2 separate regions of the Homo sapiens genome follow, and region 1 is linked to region 2. Evidence: chromatin loops called from intact Hi-C (ENCODE). Cell type or tissue: chondrocyte. All regions are shown on one strand. Links, peaks and the distances in the headings refer to the core of each region. The heading gives the core; the rest is flanking DNA. Region 1 overlaps ROR1 (receptor tyrosine kinase like orphan receptor 1). Region 2 overlaps ROR1 (receptor tyrosine kinase like orphan receptor 1).

Region 1 (2,922 bases), core at 251-2,750, 72 kb before region 2:
TACCCTCTGGAAGTATCAGATTTCCCATAATATTATCAATATCAGTTATCAGGAAAAGAAACTCTCTTCTTTCCATTGAACTTTATAGTTAAGTATAGCAATCTCCAAATGTTTGTAAATCAGTAAAAAAAAAAAAAAAATTGGACCACAAACCTCTATTATATATGTATATTTATTTATTCAGAACTTACATACATGAAGTTCTGTACTATTATAGTATCTATTGTAAAACATCTACATAAAATAGAAATGTGTAGAGGATAAGATAATTTCTTTTCATTGTTTGTTTGTTTTATTATCTCAGGGGATCAACTTGCACAGGTCTAGAACAGTGTGGACTGGCTAAATCAATTTTAAATTCCACGTCAGTAACTTACTACCTGTGTGACCTTGGCCAAGTGATCTAACGATTCTGTGCGGCAGTTTTCTCTGTAAAGTGGAGAAAACAGCAGTACCCAATGCAGTGTTACTGACAGGGTAAAAATGAGATAATTTAGGTAAAGTATTTATTCCTGGCATATTATAAACACTCATAATGACAGCAACTATTAGCAACATAATATTATTATTACTAAGTGGTATCTGTTCACCAGCATGATTTCAGAAGACAGATTGTGTGTCTCCTAATATGAAATCCTAAAGGGTGGAGGATAGGCTTCATTGGTATCAGGTATCAGGAGGGCCAAGGGTTCAAGACCCAACTGGGGATCATATTCTCCACTGTAACAGATGCAGGTAGGACATTATGTCATGTGGTATATGTTCCCATTATAAATCTTCTTGCTTTAGCCCCCAGGAAGGTCTTCTAGCTGACACCAGCTCACACAGGTCTCAGCTATCACCTCCCGCCGGCCACCCCACCTCCTTCACAGTAAGCCCTCTTGGTTGATGGGGAGCCTGCAGTGGAGCTGGCTGGTACATACATTACAGGTTATTAAAGGGCATGGAAAAATGCTCAGGCTTCAATGCAGACCCAAGAGCAGTTTTCAAATTTCCCTGTTTGGATGGGAATGCTTTAACACTGAAGTATGTTTTCCTTGGCAGAGGTACCCTCCATTAGATGCAATTTCTTCCTGACATTTCAAGAATTGTTTTATGTCTGTGTTCTCTATAAGGAGTATCCATGGAGGTCAGAACGGAAATTATAGTTCTAAGAATGCCATATTAGCATAGATGGTAATGCATAAGCCCCAAGCTAAATATCCCCATTCTGGCTAGCCTGCCAGTGCGATGATTAACAAGTTGGGCTGCCATACAGGGGACTGTACTGGGCGCGCTCCCGGACTGCTGCTCCTGGGCCAACATGGGCAACGTGTGTTTAGTCTATCAGAGTATTTACTCAGGACGCCAATCACCGTGGAACCGAGACAGCAGTCTGAGAGAGGACTCCCTGAATCCCCTGGAGAACACGGGTCAGGAGAAGTAGATCTATTTTTTCACAAGATTCCTTTCCCAGCCTAATGTAGCCTCCACTGGCAGGAAGGATTTGGTATGCTGGTGAATCATGGTAGCTTCAGGCAAACCTGACTGTGAAAGGTATGGCTTCAGAAGGGTCAGAGGTCTGGTGAAGCCTTACTCCCTCCGTTAGGAGCCAGGCATGTGGTGGTATCCACCACCTCAACCCTTGACAAGATCACGTCTGGCATTAGGATATCCTTTGTACCAGTTTTTCTGTCTTGGATCCAACATGCCTTGAGGAAGCAAGGATGACCTGTGCCTGTCACAGATATACAGAGCCTGGATGTAGAAGAAAGAGGCCATGATTTAGAATCTAAATACCTGAATTCAAATCCTACCTCTGACCCTTAATAGTCATATAAATCATCTCACCCCTCTGAGCCTCTGTTACTTCCTTTATATAGTGGAAATTATATCTTTCTTCAAAGATTGCCTTAAAAATTACATGACAAAAACAAAAGTTGAGGTATATGCTCAATTAGTATATGTTGAAAATTGATTTAGCCATTCCACACTGTACCTATATATCAAAACATATGTTGTACACCACAAAAACATTTTTTTAACTTGAATACATTCGATTCTGTGCCACTGTCAAACAAAGTTAGAGGCAATATAGCATAAATTAAGCAGACACAAAACTGGTTAAACAGACATTGGGGAAAAACGCTGGGGGAGGTTTTCAGAGATAGTTATATCTGGAAGATGTTCTCTTCCTGCCCAAATTTATACCCAAACCTTCTAGTCCCCTTGGCAGTAAAGCAGAGAGGAGGAACCAATAGCTATTTGATTAGGTTGAATATTATAGTGTGTGTGTCCTGAGAGAGAACTATGAGCCTCAAGCACCTGCCCAGAGCCACACACCAGCCAACAGAAGCAGTACCAAGCCAGGGATAAAGAAATGTCACAGAGGATGTGTCTGGGCTATGACAGCCAAACTTTAATGAGTGCAGGAGAGAAGCTGAGAATTCTCTGTAGCTGAAACAAACTTACTTCTGATAGCACAATTGCCTAGGAGGACCAGGAAGCATGGAAGAAAAGATCCGGCAGAACAAGAGGGAGATGATTCCTCTATGATCTGGCCTGGGGGCTCCCCAGTTCTCCAAAGTAGAGGGACTAAAATTATCACTAGCACCATGTTGCAGCTAGAGCAACCTATGAACTGCACCTTCTTGTATTTTTGCTAAGAATCTATTTAGTAAACTATATGTAATTCAATTGACAATATGTCTTGAATTTGTTTAACAAATCTCATGTGAGGAATAAAGTATAATGTTTAAGATCTATCACTTCAGAGATTAGAATGCAGAAGAGAAGGCAAGGCTCTAAGTCACCCAATTAAGGGCCAAATAAGTGTAGAACCAGGACAACCCTGCTGGGTATGTTTGATGTAGCAAGTAAAGGTATAAAAGGGAGGGAGAGTGGGAAAGTCGATCCAGGCAACAGTAGACTGATTCTGGTACT
Region 2 (2,922 bases), core at 226-2,725:
TGAAAACATTAATAACTATAAACCATTTTAAAATATAGTCTCCCACTTTCTCAACAACCTCAAAACTCACTTGCTTAAAACTTCAAGGACACAAAAATAAATCCCAGAGTGCCAGGAAAATTGACTATAACCTTTGTCACTCACCTGATTGCTTACCCACCTCACAGGCCATTTGCAAGATTAGTAGGCAATGTAGCTACCAGACTTTGTATTCCCTCTAAATTCCAGACAGTAGTTAATGAGGAGAGAAGTGATCAAGGAAGCCTATTTATTCTGAAGCCCAGTTCATGGTGGCAAGCAGAATACATTCTTCAGAACAACCAATCAATACACCACCATAAACTTGTGAGTGTGCAGTTTTAAGTAACATAGAAGTATTTAATTTTTCTACTACAAGGTAGACTGAAGGGAAAACTCAGTTTAAATATTTACTATTTTAATTTAGCAGTGATTATAAACATGGCATACCAGGTAAAGTTAAGAAAGAAGAAAAAAAGCAAGTGTAAACCATGGCTCTGCCCTCAAGGTTCTTAATTAGGGCTCAGAAATTCAACTGATTTTATTCTTTAATGCCCTTTTCACAGACGAGGAAACAGAAGCTTAGAAAGGCAAAGTAATTTCCCCCAAAACACACAGCAGAGCTAAGATTTAAACATAGCCCTGTCTAATTCTAAAGCCTTGCTGAAAAAACTAACTGCACTTCAGATAGTAAGACCTGGACGTTTTTCATTGTAAATTCAATAAAAGCTAACACAGAGTGCTTATTTCACTCCAGGCATTGTTGTAGGCACTCAGCACAAACTAATTTATTTACTCCTTATAATAACTGTATAAATAAGTACTATGATTACCCCTGACTTTACAAATGAAGACAAGTTTACAGAGAGGTTAAACAACTTGCCTAGGGTCAAACATTTCATAAATGGTAAGTCTGAATTCAAACCAAGACAGCCGGCTTCAGGCTGTTCTCTATGCCATTCCATTATCTACCTGTCTAAGGCATGGTGGCCCCAAAAGGTCCAGCAAATGCTGGTTCCATTAGTAGGATAATAACAATACCCAGAACCTTAAAAGAAATGCTCCACCATACTCTATGCTTATCAGATTATACCTGGTCTACTTCATTCAGATATCTTTACAGTATTTTACAAAAAAAAATTGATGAAATGAAACTTGCCCTGTGGAGAGCAAGAAGGAGAGAAAATGTGGAAGCAATGTCCAAAGATCATGGAGAAATTGGGGCTGTTTGACCTGGACAAGGAAACTTCAAGGGCACACATTTATCATCCTCCAAAAATGTCAAGAGGGCCTTAACCACTCTAAGAAGAAGTAGGAAGCAGCCCAGGGACCTTACTCATTCATCATTCATTTGCTTTTTTACTGAGTGGCCTGTAGGTGTCAAATGGAGAAAATGCTCCCTAGCTTAATAACTTTTGTACTTCAGAAGTGGAAGTACAGCTCACTCATCAATGAAATTCTTTTCCCAGAATGTATCCAGCAGAAGTGGGAAGAACAGATAACAGAGACCAACCATCTCAGCACCCGGTGGAAAGTTGGACAAGTGATCTATGAGACCTTGCTAATAAGCAGATGCTATGATTCATGTATCCTGTCCTGCACTACCACTGCCAAAAAATGCCATCAAAATCCTCACAAATTACAGCTCTTAATTATCTTTAAGAGGCCAAAAGAAGCAACCTTCAAAAAAGAAGGAAAAAAAAGTCTTAAATGGCTTTTACATTGAGAATTTGACAAGTTTAAACAAAAGTGAAACATACCACACTTTGAAAATATGCCAAAGGACTACTTGTGTTCTAAAACAAGAGAGTAATTATGCAGGAAAAATGCAATTTCTCTCCTCCATTTCCTTTATCTCAAGTTCCTCTCTCATTAATTTATTCATGAACATATCTCAATAATAACTATCTTGTACTTAGAGAGTATCTTGCCCATTTTTAAATGTTTTTACATAAACAAGAAACTGGCATCAGCATCATGGTTCTCTCTGAGCGACGAGACCAGTTCTTAACAGGTTAGCCCTGAGCAACATACAGCAGTAGCGGTCTCTCACCACTGGCTACTCTAGCAAAACATTTTACAATTTCTGAGTCAGGAGAAGTATCTAAGGTCAAGATCTATAAACACATTCCAGAATATGAGCACTTCCAAGTAAAAAAACCAATCAAACCCACTGCAATGGGCAGACAATCCTTCCCATGGACTACTGTAATCTTTGTTAAAATTAAGATTCATGCTTATTTTAGTTTTGCTATTAGTGTGGCTTTTTAAAATTTCTTTTTTCTTGAACCATGTATTACTTGGAAAAAAAACATAATAAAAATATTCTGCTATTTCAAGACATCCTTCTAGATAGGATAATGAATTTTCCATAGATAAAGAATATTCTACCTGCACCAGTCCTGTGAGTTTTTAGTGATACTTTTTCTTTTGACTTGATCAATGGACTGAGAGATTGCATGAATCAGTCAAAACAATTTAAATGAATCTACGAAGAGACAGTAACAGGATTCTACCATGTCAGGATAAGACTCCAGCCTAGGCCTGCTCACTCCTTCTGGGTGTTGCTTCAATGCAAGTTTTTGTTTGTTGGTTTTGTTTTGTTTTTTAAAGAACGGGTTGGAGGAGTGGGGTGGGAGATAATACACACTAAGAAGAAAAACAAACTCTCCCAACAACAACAAGAAAATTCTTACTCTATAGTTTACAATACTATTGGAAACAGAAATATCATTTAGCTGTAGCCAGAATCACTCAAACAGGCACTCAGCCCTGAATCAAGGAGCAAACATATCAGTGGAAGGTACGTGTCTCCATGTAGCCTTGATGACTCCAGAACTAAGAACAAAGAGAAATCATAGCAGGATCTGGTGACAGCAGTTCACAGCAGGTCTCTCACATCAC

The links. A loop is a pair of places that touch in the nucleus more often than their neighbours do. Peaks named below come from ENCODE experiments on the same cell type or tissue, not always from the same donor. Only the 100,000 strongest peaks of a DNase experiment are listed, where the experiment ranks them.
Region 1: a loop joins it to region 2, with 2.8 times the contacts of the local background. A loop is called at or near these places in 2 of 110 quality-filtered maps.

What each region holds. Positions count from the first base shown.
Region 1 is chr1:63,945,554-63,948,475 of GRCh38, reverse strand. The region is part of intron 1 of ROR1 (receptor tyrosine kinase like orphan receptor 1); the gene reads right to left. Among named protein-coding and RNA genes, the nearest start is that of ROR1-AS1, 170 kb to the left of the region's middle. In chondrocyte, for the core only: no CTCF peak of the experiment used is centred there; DNase peaks (open chromatin) are centred at 870 and 1,285.
Region 2 is chr1:63,873,109-63,876,030 of GRCh38, reverse strand. The region is part of intron 1 of ROR1 (receptor tyrosine kinase like orphan receptor 1); the gene reads right to left. Among named protein-coding and RNA genes, the nearest start is that of ROR1, 100 kb to the right of the region's middle. In chondrocyte, for the core only: CTCF peaks have their summits at 1,215, 1,417 and 2,142; no DNase peak of the experiment used is centred there.